Linked DNA regions of Mus musculus: region 2 is linked to region 1. Evidence: chromatin contacts called from ENCODE Hi-C data. All regions are on one chromosome and are shown on one strand. Each heading gives the region's core, a stretch centred on a gene start or an enhancer-like site at or near the end of the contact. The rest is flanking DNA. Distances are from core to core; before and after follow the strand shown. Region 1 overlaps Tom1l2 (target of myb1-like 2 (chicken)). Region 2 overlaps Drc3 (dynein regulatory complex subunit 3).

Evidence for each region. Hi-C counts contacts between places; a loop is a spot of excess contacts on that map.
Region 2: a loop to region 1 is called in a map of v-Abl transformed pro-B cells, with 1.9 times the contacts of the local background. The contact joins two enhancer-like sites. A Hi-C loop is called at or near these places in 3 of 37 maps with a recorded cell type or tissue (gastrocnemius, left cerebral cortex and v-Abl transformed pro-B cells).

What each region holds. Positions count from the first base shown.
Region 1 is chr11:60,309,032-60,314,978 of GRCm38, reverse strand. The region is part of intron 1 of Tom1l2 (target of myb1-like 2 (chicken)); the gene reads left to right. Among named protein-coding and RNA genes, the nearest start is that of Tom1l2, 41 kb to the left of the region's middle. Within about 2 kb of position 3,261, at least 3 of the 3 ENCODE cell types and tissues checked have a DNase peak (open chromatin) inside an H3K27ac peak, as active enhancers do; they include left cerebral cortex, where a contact is called at or near this core.
Region 2 is chr11:60,394,110-60,400,034 of GRCm38, reverse strand. Drc3 (dynein regulatory complex subunit 3) reads right to left here. Exons shown (of 14, transcript NM_029044.2): 14 at 5,702-5,910. The coding sequence ends at 5,797. Among named protein-coding and RNA genes, the nearest start is that of Atpaf2, 20 kb to the left of the region's middle. Within about 2 kb of position 3,222, at least 1 of the 3 ENCODE cell types and tissues checked has a DNase peak (open chromatin) inside an H3K27ac peak, as active enhancers do; it is left cerebral cortex, where a contact is called at or near this core.

The DNA of each region.
Region 1 (5,947 bases), core at 2,012-4,511:
CCTCATAATACTAGGCAAACACTCTACTACTTAGCTGCAGTCCAGGCTGGAGTAGTAATAAATAATAATAATAATGTCATAATTTCACCTTAAAAATTAACTGAAGGTCCCCATGGGGAGAGGGCTTAGTGGTTAAGAGTACTTGTGGCTCTTCCAGAGGACTTAAGTTCAATCCCAGCATGAACATCAGGCAACTCCAGGGAATCCAACACCTTCTTCTGGCCTCTGACAGTGCCCACATACATGTGGCCCTCACACACAGACACACAGGCACATGCACACACATGCATGTACACACACAAAAACACACACAAATACAAAGAAAGTCTTTATTTGATTTTTGAGACAGGATCTCTCTGTCTGGAACTGGTTGTCCTAGAACTCACTATGTAGACCAGGTTTGCCTAAAACTTACAGTAATCCCACTGCCTCTGCCTCTCAATGCTAAAATTAAAGGTGTGTGCAACCACACCTGACTGATAAAAGATTAAGTATTTTAAAAGTTTAACAGAAGTTTTCTACTCTTGTATATTCAGTTAGGTTCAGAGTTCTAGTTGCCTTATAACGTCACCTATGTTAGTTTGGCTGGGGTGTACTGAGGTTCAATATTAGTTTATTGATGTGTCTCCTCGCTCTTGATTTGTTGGCCCTTTGTCTAAGTGATTTTAATTATAATTTACCTACTGAAGAAACTAGGACATTTGTCCTGAAGTGTTTGCCACAGTCTAGAATTTGCTTTATTCTCTGTCTCTGTTTCTGTCTCTCTATCTCTTTATCTCTCTGCCTCTCTGTCTCTCCTCTCTCTCTATTTCTCTGGCTCCACCTCCTAATCCTCTCTTGTTTCTGTCTCTCCTCTGGTGGTGTTGGCAGTGCACAGAGGTGGAGGTCACAGGATGAGTTTGAGGAGTCAATCTCTCCTTCCTCTTTACTTGGGTTTAGGGATCAGTCAGGCTGGGTGGCAAGTGCTTTATCAACTCACCAGGCCTTTTTTTAAAAATTAACTCCAGACTTTGCTGATCATATTTCCAGGATGTCATTCAGCATGCTCACCTTTCCCTCTGTCCTCCATATTTTGTGCAAGTTGGAAGTTGAATGTAGAGGTTGTAGATTTATTTTCAGGGGTTTTGTTTCATTTGAAACGGGGTCTCCCATAGCTCAGACTGGTCTGAATAGAGGATGGCTTTGAACTCTGATCCTCTTGTCTCAGCACTCTGAGTACTGGGATTACAGGTGCTACCAGGTCTGGCTTTGGGCCCAGATTTTGGCAAAAACTATTTCAGAGGTTGAATCATTTTCTCTCAGGAAGCTCTTAATGTTGGGTTGCCTTTCAGTTTGAAGTGTCAACAGCCAGCCATTGGTGGTCAGTGCCTACATATGCTCATTGACAGGGATTGTAAAATGGCGTCTGTCTTAGTTACTGTTCTGCCACTGTGAAAAGACACCATGACCAAGGCAACTTCTGAGAGAAAGCATTTAATTGGGGGCTTACTTCCAGCTTCAGCGGGTTAGTCCATTATCATCATGACAGGAAACATGGTGGCATGGTGGCGTGGTGCTGAAGAAGTAGCTTAGAGCTTTTACATCCAGATCTGCAGGCTGCAGGCAGAGAGAAAGAGACACTGGGCCTGGAGTGGATTTTTGAAACCTCCGAGTCCACCGCAGTGTCACACCTCCTCCAGCATGGCTCCACCTCCTAATCCTTCCCAAACATTTCATCAACTCAGGATCAAACATTCAAGTATATGGGCCTCTGGGGGCCATTCTCAGTCAAACCACCACAGTTTCTAAGTTGAACTTAATTATTCTGAGGGCCTGTTTCTCATGGTACCTATCCTTGAGCTAAGCACCAGAAAATCTCAGTAAGTACCAGTAATAAAGAATGTTACTCAGCTGCAGTACATCTGACAAGTAGAGTACTTGTCTAGTGGGCCAGGACCCGGGTTCTGTCTCTCACAGCACAAGATGATGATGATGACAACGATAAAAATAATGACAAGAACAACAAATCCCAAATGGTAATTAGAGAATGCTTGCCCTTCATTAGACTTGTTCACTGATTGGGTACTGTGAATGGTTCTCCCTGGAAAAGGGATGAAGTCATGCCTTAGATCTGTGCCCTTTCCGTTACTCAGAAGTCCAAGCTTTAGTTGTAGATTTGACATTGGCTTGTGCCCTGATATGAGGAGCACTGAAGGATGTCAGGCAGCCTGGATGCATCTTGTAGCTGCCACTGTGCAGGAGGTGAGGAGGAGAGGCCTTGAGCTTGAGAATTCTCTCCAGCTGTCCAAGCAAACCGACAGCTTTTTGTCTGGAATTAGTCTCAGCACCAAAGTGAACAATGCTAGAGAGGGACCTTCAGACCAGATAAGGTTGCCTCACTGCAAGTCCTGGGAAAGGGCTAGCTCAGATGGAAGCTGCATACCAGGAGACTAGCTGCTTACCAAGACCTTAATGTGACTGTTTTCATCCTGTTACTGAGAAACTGTGTTATAGCTCATAAGCAAAGGGTTCTGGCCTGGAAGCCAGGCAGAGAAGGGTGCATGCTTGTGTGTGTGTGTGTGTGTGTGTGTGTGTGTGTGTGTGTGTGTTGAATATGTGTATGTATGTGTGTGTGAAAGTATGTGTGTGTGTATATATATGTGTGTGTTTGTGTGTGTATTGGGAGTAGTCACATAATTTCTCTGGGTCTCATCTTCCTGTGTGAGAAAAGTGACAGTAAAAAGTTTCTACCTTAGTCTTCTGGTAAAGATTACATAAAGTAAGAGATGAGACATGTAGGAATTTAAAGAATTTAGTCAAGGAGGCTAGAGAGATAGCTTAGCCATTACTTCTGGCTCTACAGACACATGTGCTGTCTATATACACAGACACATTCAATATACATAAAGAAAAAGGAGGATTGTTTAAAAAGATCCAGTCATGGTCTGTTGATGTTGATTTATGGCTCCTGAAATTTGTCCCTGTGTGTTTATGTGTGTAGGCATGAAAGTGGAGTCTGGAGAGGTCTGCAGCGTCCTGAGTCCCATGATCTCTTCTGGACTACACTATCACATTTTGAATGTCTGTCTTAGCCTTCTTTGTTGCCTCTCCTGTTAGTCATTTATTGCATAGAGCATGCTAGTCAGGGACAGGATTGTTGTCAGCCCAATGAGGAATGCAGCTTCGGGCTGCTCCAGTGAAATCAAAGACCCCAGTGTCTCAGAGGTAGAAGTGCAATGGGTTGCCAAGGGCAGCATCATCCCTTCTAGGGCATTCTGCCAGGTGGCTTCCAGCCCAGCTTTGTGTATTCCAGGGATGAGAGCTGCTCACTGCCCACAGCACACCCCCTACTGCTCTCTTCTCAAGAGAGGGGCTTTCGTAATTTTATCTGAAGCCTGTCTCCTCATTTCACTCTGCCAGCGGTTGGTGCTCTTCCCTTTGTACTGTGAGCATGAAGGACAGCAGAGGGGAGTGCTCTTGACAGTGTAGCTGGAGCAAGCCTCCCAGAGCCGACCTGCAGTGTAGTGAAGCCTAGCCAACCATGTGGCACTCACTGCCTTTGTGTGAAGTCAGCAGCAGAGACGTTTCTGAACGTGGCAGAAAGGAGTGCAGTTATCTATTAAACAGTGTCAGATTCAGGAGGGCTGGTGTGACATGCAGGAGGCTATTGCAGGAGCTCTGCAGCCTTCCTACTGCCCCTCACCGAATAGCTCTCTCTGATGTCCTTTGTTAAGTCCCTGCATGGGAACACTGCATTATTTAGTGCCATTTATCCTGGCTCTTTCTCATTCCCACAGTCCACAGGAAGAGACTGTAACATATGGGCTGTGTGTCAGTACTGGGCAGTCTGTCAGCCTTAGAAAGCTGTTAGGGAGCCGAGGGCTGCTAATGTCAGTGGGTAGTTCAGAGCCTTAAGACATAGAGTTCTTAATCACCAGGAAGGACTCTCCCCTGTAATGACACAGACAAGCAGGAAAGAACCTTCGCTTCATCTGGCTGGGTGCACTTGCACCCATCCATACTTACCGGATCCCCCTGATCTGAGCACGGGGCGACCAGATGTGAAGCGCTGAATGCAGCAGTATATTCATCAGGGTGGATATTAATGCCCTGGGCTTCCGTTTCCATTTCTTAACAAAGATAGAAGTAAAACTGTTCTTATAGTAGAGTGGTTAGTACGGACATGCATTTGCTTTGGGATGAGAAGTCATGTTGAATGACCCGTGTTGGGCAGCCCGATTACTCTGAAAGCAGCTCTCTCTCTTATTCTTTAAAGCTCTAAGGACAAAGAGTCTCTGCCTTCCTTTTTGCCCCTTGGCTTTTGTTACAAATGATGTAGGACAGGGAGCTGACAAGGACATCATGGGAGGTCAGAGCAATTCTGACTCCTCACAGTAGGGGGCAACTTTAGACAAAATGGAAGATTTGAGGAGTTGAGACCCCCACCTGACTCCTATTTATTTACTTATATTTTTAAGATGGGGTTTCCCTTGTAGCTCTGGCTGTCCTGGAACTTGCTCTGTAGACCAGGCTGGCTCAAACTCAGAGATCTGCCTGCCTCTGTCTCCCCACTTGTGTGCCACCACCACCTGGGTGGACTCTTTTTTTTTGAGACAAGGTTTCACTGTGTAGCCTGTAGCCCTGATAACCTATATATATGAGATATATATATGAGAGATAGTATATATGTTTTGAATATATATGTTTGAATATATATGTTTTATTCTTTGGGAATTTCATATATATATATATATGTATATATATATATATATATATATATATATATATATATATATATATATACATACACACACACACATGCACAAACACACACATATATATGTGTGTGTGTCACAAACTGTCACAGTCCAGTTTGTGCTGCCCATACAGTCATGGGTGTGGACAGTCATGGGTGTGGACAGTCATGGATGTGGGGCCATCCACTGGAACACTGAGAAAAGGCCACACCCTTAGAAGAAGTGACTCTCCCTCTCACTGCCATTCTCTGTCAGTAGCTCTTCAGCCAGGGGTGGGGGCTTGTTGGGAGCACCCCCATGGTGAAAAGTTGTGCATGTCTTATGCAAGCAGCTGTGACTACTGTGTTTGTGGGTGCAGCTGCCATGCCATGAGCAGAAGACACTGCTTTGACCCAGCCTTCCCCAACTGGTAGCTGGTACAGTCTTCTCCCCTGACTCTGGGTTCTTGAACCTCAAAACTTGAAAGTATGAAGAAATATAGAGAAGTAAAGAAAATATCATTCCTCTACTTCCTGTAGCTATTCCTGTAAATACCTTGACCTGTGTATTGCATTGTTACTGCATTTTTAGTTATGGAGATGACGTTATAGATGGTGTGTGCCCTGTCTAGTCCCCCTTTAACACGTAGTGAGCATTTTCTAGTGAGAAAGCAGCATATAAATACTATTTTGCTTTCTCTTTTTGCCTCTCTTAGAATCGAACACAGAACTTTGCATGTGCTAGGCACACACCTTTTGAGGTCTGGCCCTTGTCCTGAGTATCATTTGACATGACTTTATAATGTGTGGTCATTACTGTCACCTTAGTGTTAGGTATCTTGATCGTTTGTTTCTTTTTTGTCCATGTTGCTATGACAACTGATGCAGTAACCAGCATCTCAGGTCCTAAACCTTTTCTTAGTTTTAGATTATTTGCTTACAATAAATTCTTTCAAGTGGAATTACCCGGTTGAGAGACATAGCATTTGTTTATTTTCTTACTATTTGCTTATAGACAGGGTCTCTGTGTAACTCAGGCTGGCCTCAGCCTCCTTAGTACTGGGATTACAGGTGTGCACTACCACTCTCAGCTAATAGACCCAGTTTTATTAAAACTTGATTATTTAAATTTGGAAACAGGATGCTGCCTTTTTGAAAACAGGATGCCGACATGTCGTTTAGGCGTCCCTTGAACTTGCAACCTTCCTCTTCAGCTTCCCAAGTGGCAGCCTG
Region 2 (5,925 bases), core at 1,973-4,472, 85 kb before region 1:
TCTACTGCAAGTAAGCTTAAGATTCTCATTGGTTCTCCAGGATAGACTGGGTGGAATTGCTTTTTTGGTTTGTCATTATCTGGAGAGAGTAGTAGACTCCTTGGAAAGTCACGTTACTTGGTGCCCCAAGTATATGTAGACATGACAGAACCAAACATGAGCCTAAGAGGGGCATCTGCAGCTGAGACTGAGCCACCTGAGGTGGAGATCAGTCCTATGTGGCAGACATCCCCTATTGGTTTACAGTAGTATATTGGTATATAGTGGTCGTCGTGTGGCCCCTGCCAAGGGTAATAAGACCTACAGCTAAAGCGGAGACAGCCAAAGGTAGAGGCTCCTTGTATGTGTGGAGGACAGGGGATTACAGATGGCTATTGTCTTGTACATAATAAAGAGTGGCATGCCTCTTCCATGGATGGGGTCTGAGAGTACAGGAGATAGCCCCAAATGACTGATGGACTCATTGCAATCGCTGAACATGGTACCTATGTGAATTATTCCTAAACAGGCTGTGATAAGAGTTATGTGTGTTTTACTGTGAGACACGCAACTGAGCCTGAGTTGACTGCCCCAAAAAGTACTAGTGCCTGTATAAGGAAGAAGTCACAGTGGGAAAGTATGTCAGCCTTAGGACAGGTAGAGAAGGGAATGAAGCAGAAGTGATAGACAGTACCTTCAGATCAAATCAACACAGAGGAAGGAAAACCATGATTTAACATGATGGCCCCAATGGTCTAGCACAGGAAACTATTGTAATCAGGGAATACTCTTGACGTTTTTTCTTTTCCAGTATTTCTAGAAGGGTGATTATTAGTAAAGCAACAGTGACAGCAGCGCGGGACCAGACTCTGGGACACTATGCAAGATTAAGGACTTTGGAACTTACATACATGTACCAAATGTTTAATTAGATTTAAACTGAAATAATGAACTAATGAAAGATGAAAGGCATCAATAGCAAAAGTAAAACTTAATGGAAATAGTTAATAGTGCAGAGATGTCAAAAACAGAACACCAAGAGCATTTCAGGAGCAATACTAGTCAGAAAAAGATACTTCTGGAAGTAAATATTAACAGTGATTACTAACAACATAACAAGGAATTTAAATTTTTCTCAAAAATGGTTAAGTTTTGTGCTTTATGGCTGCTGCTGCTCCTCCTCTTCCTCCTTCATCTTCCTCCTCCTATTTCCTCCTCTTCCTCCTCCTTCTCCTTTTAGATAGTGTCTTACTGTATAGCCCAGATATAGAGCTATGTAGCTGGAATGATGTAGCTGAGTCTGGCCGTAAACTTGGAGTTGTCCTGCCTCAACTTCCTGAGTGTTAGGATTACAGGTGTGCATCACGATACCTGTCTCTGAGCTACTTGAATTGGGGGGAAATTTTAATTTTGTTGTTTTATGTGTATGTCTATTTTGTATGTATGTATGTGCACCATGTACTGGCCAGAAGAGGTCATTGGATTCCCTGGAAATGGAATTAGAAATGGTTGCGAGCTGCCATATTAGTGTTGAGAATCGAACCATGGTCCTTTAAAGTAGCAAGTGCTTTTAACTACTGAGCCCTCTTGTCAGTTCTTCAAAAAGAAAAACTGGTTTGCTTTGGTTTGTGGTTTTTGTTTTGTTTTTCAAGACAGTGTTTCTCTGTGTAGCTCTGGCTGCCTTGGAACTCACTCTGTTGACCAGGCTGGCCTCTAACTCAGGGATCTGAATGCTGAGATCCTGGTGAGGGAATTTTTCTTTTTCTTAATTAAATCATTTGAAATGGTAAAATCCAGCTAATTCAGCTTTTTGAGGTAGGAAGGTCCACCTTTAACCTGGGCCACTCCTCCTGCGAGTAGCCTATATAAAGGATGGGACAGAAGGAGTCTTGTTCTCTGCCTGGTTGCTCTCATAGCAAGTTCATTCCTTCACTGGCATTACAGCCTACTTCTTCAGGATTCCAGCATATACTGAAGACCAGTTGGATCATCCAGCCTTGTGGACTGAACAACTACTGGATTCTTGGACCTTCTGATGGTAGAGAGCCATTGTGAGATAAGCTGGACTACAGCCTGTAAACCACTCTAATACCTGCTCATCCCCCTACTCAAGCATTCCTCTAGAGAGCCCTGACTGATACAGCAAGACTCCCGTAGAGGTGGAACTTTAAGTCAAAACTGCCAAGTCTGAGCTCATGAGGCTCTAGAAGACATTAAAGCTTGAGCAACAGCTCTCAGAAGACAGCTGGGCAGCACAGGCAAAGATTGAGCCTGTCTCCCCTATCCTATCCCCAAAGTAAGCTGCGTACATTTCTTTCTTACAAGAACATATATTGGGTATGGAGATGTTTGCCCTGCCCTTGAGTAGCCAGGTATGGCTAAGGAGAGGTAGACGCCACCAGGGTGCTGGCTAAAAGTGTGATAGACCTGGGAAGCCAGATGGAGAGGCTGGTATAACAGATGAGCATGGCCCTGCTCCCCTTGGTCCTTTGAGTTCACTGTTTTGGAGAGAGGTGTGTTGGGCCCAGGATGAGGAGACATGAAGGCTTATGGATGGCAGAGAGCTAAATACCACAGTGCCTCCCACAGCACCACTGTGGGACCCTTTCATGCTGTTTTGGACCAGCTAAGTTTTTAGTATCCTTAGCTGCTGACTCCCTCGTCCAGTTGGCACTGGTTCGGAACAGATGGTGGTGGGCCTTCAGAGAACCTGCCCACTCTATAAAAAGGATCTACCACATAATGTTAATTTCTGAGATGTTTACAGATTTAGAAATGTATCTGAAGGACATGCAAATGTACTTAAGAGGCACACACATGGGAAATCAGCCCATGCAGGGGTCAGGGGACATCTGTGAACAGTGTGGAGAATTTTGTACTTAGGTAAGGCACAAGTGCCACCAAGTGTAGTGGCTGAGAACTTCCTACAACAGCCTGTGTCTATATAGAAAAAAACAAAACAGGAGCAACACCAGACATGATGCTGCACGCCCTTTAATCCCAGCACTTGGGAGGCAGAGGCAACATCTCTGAGTTTGAAGCCAGCCTGGTCTACAGAGTTAGTTCCAGGTCAGCCAGGGCTAATACATAGTGAGACCCTGTCTCAAACAAACAAAACCCCCAAATACAAGAGTGTCAACTCAGAAGGCACCTTTGTGAGTAAGAGAAGGCACAGCCAGAAGACATAAGGTTGTTGAATAAGAATTCCAGGGCCGGGGTGGGCTACCTCCCCGAGTTGTTTGTGGGGGAGGTTTCTTAGGCACACACACAGTATACACAGTTCCCACTGCTGTTGGCGGCATGCCAGAACTGGAAGCTCCTTCCCGACTGGCTCATGCTGGCTGGAGCACTGAGCAGGCTGCAAGGGGAGAATTCTCATCAAGGGTCCTGCTCAGCTGTGGGCCTCATGTCTTAGGCTGTCAGCATGACATCCATGCAAGATCCCCACAGGTGCAATAGTGGCAGGATACACGGGTACAAAAAACTACGTTCCATTTGGATTGAAGACCCACTCCACAGTGGGGACTGTCTTAGTCAGGGTTTCTATTCCTGCACAAACATCATGACCAAGACGCAAGTTGGGGAGGAAAGGGTTTATTCGGCTTACACTTCCACATTGCTGTTCATCACCAAGGAAGTCAGGACTGGAACTCAAGCAGGTCAGAAAGCAGGAGCTGATGCAGAGGCCATGGAGGGATGTTCTTTACTGGCTTGCTTCACCTGGCTTGCTCACCCTGCTCTCTTATAGAACCAAGACTACCAGCCCAGAGATGATCCCACCCACAAGGGGCCTTTCCCCCTTGATCACTAATTGAGAAAATGCCTTACAGTTGGATCTCATGGAGGCATTTCCTCAACTGAAGCTCCTTTCTCTGTGAACTCCAGCTGTGTCAAGTTGACACAAAACTAGCCAGTACAGGGACCCATGCCAGGACAAAATCTGTGTTAAAGGAGGGCATAGGTTTTAGTGGAGAAGCTATTGTTTTCTTGTTAAATGTATATTATTTGACTAACAAAATATGTACACTCCCTCTGGGTCTTTCATTCTTGCTCTTTCTCTCTACCCTACCTGTGTCTCCAGTCCTTTTTTATTTTTATTTATTTATTTAGACGGTATTTCTAACCCAGGCTTGTCTTAAATTCACTATATGACTGAAGATTAATGATATGACCTTGAACTTCTGATCTTCCTGGGATTACAGGTATGTGCCTGCCTTAGGGTTTTACCGTTGTGAGCAGACACCATGACCAAGACCAGTCTTATAAAGACAACATTTAGCTGGGGCTGGCTTACAGGTTCAGAGGTTCAGTCCACTGTCATCAAGGAAGGAGCATGGCAGCGTTCAGGCAAGCATTATGCAGGAAGAGTCAAGAGTTCTACACCTTATTCCGAAGACAAACAGAAGAAGACTGGCTTCCAGGCAGCTAGGAAGAAGGTCTGAAAGCCCATGCCCACAGTTACACACCTACTCCAAGGCCATACCACCAAGTGGTACCACTCCTTGAGCCAAACATATTCAGATCACTACAGTGCCCCAGTCTGGTTTTCAAATTGGTTTCTAATATTTGTGCTTATGCCCAGAGGTTTTTGCTGTGATTGGCGTTAGTCAGCAATGCTTCTTTTTGTATTAAAGTGGTGGCTACTGTAGAGACACACCTGCCTAAACTACTGAGAACAAGTAAATATTGAGGCGTAGCAGCCAGTGCTCAGTCCTAAATGGATGAAAATAACTATGCATCTCTAGCAGTCAGCCTCACCAAAGTGCAGGGAGCACTGTAGAAGAGGCAGACGACAGAGCAGAGAATGTGGAACTCTTGTCCTCTAGGCATGGCATAGCCATTGCCATCTGGGAATCAGCAGCTATGATCATCTGCAAGAGTCCCTCACACGTCTGGCCCAACAACAATTCCCTCATGGGAAGAGACAAGAGCCATTAAGGCTGCTGTCCTCCCCAGGGGTGTACATAAGTAGTTACCAGTTGCTAGAGGGAAGGCAAGATTCTGCCAGCAGATTGCTCACATTCTGTAAGTAGTCCTAATTAAGCCCATTGGCCATCATGCTAGACTTGGATGGAAGTATTTCTCTGGTCTGTTGTCCTACCCGAGGAAGGTAGAAATAGACTCCCCAGGAGAAGTCACCCAGTATCCCTAAAAGCCTGTGTGTCAAAGGCCAATGCCCCTGGGTCTTGCTATTGGGTGGCAGAGCCTCATGGAAGATCTTTGGGTCATTGTGGATGTGCTATCAAAGGAGATTCTGAGACACACACACACACACACCCCAATCCTTCCTCTTCATCTCACTTCTTGGCTGTGAAGTGGATCATTTTGCTCTGTGTGCGCCTGCCATGATGGTACCAACTGATCATGGACTGGACCCTATGCAACTAAGATCAAGAATAAACTCTATAAGGTGATTGCGAATGGAGTCTGTTACCGTGATGGGAAGACATGCACATGTGTGTTTCCACTCATCTTCCACATGGGCGCATGGGAGCTTCAGCTTCTTGCTTCCCTGGTCCTCAGCATCCAGAGTTGGGAAAGATAATGCCTGCAGCTCATGACGGCCACAGCCAGCAGAAGAGCACTAGCACGAGGTTAGTGTTCTGCCATAACCACGCCTCTAGCCGACTGCCAGCCACCCAGACGTGTGCATGTGGATGGTTTAGGACCTGCTCATACGTGATCTCCCTCTAAGAGAATACTGACACCAGACCTTTTCTCTATATAATTTTCTCTATATTGAGAATTATTACCAACAGTGTTGAGAGAGGGGTGAACGAAAAAAATCCCATAACTCTCAGGGGCAATGGCTGACACCTAATCTATAATGTCTCCACATTCCAGGTTGTCCAGTTCACTCTGCATGTGGTCGACGAATTGATTGATCTCCTTCACTCGCTTACGGTTCCTCATGATCTCATCTTTGTGAATCTGGGGAACGAAAGG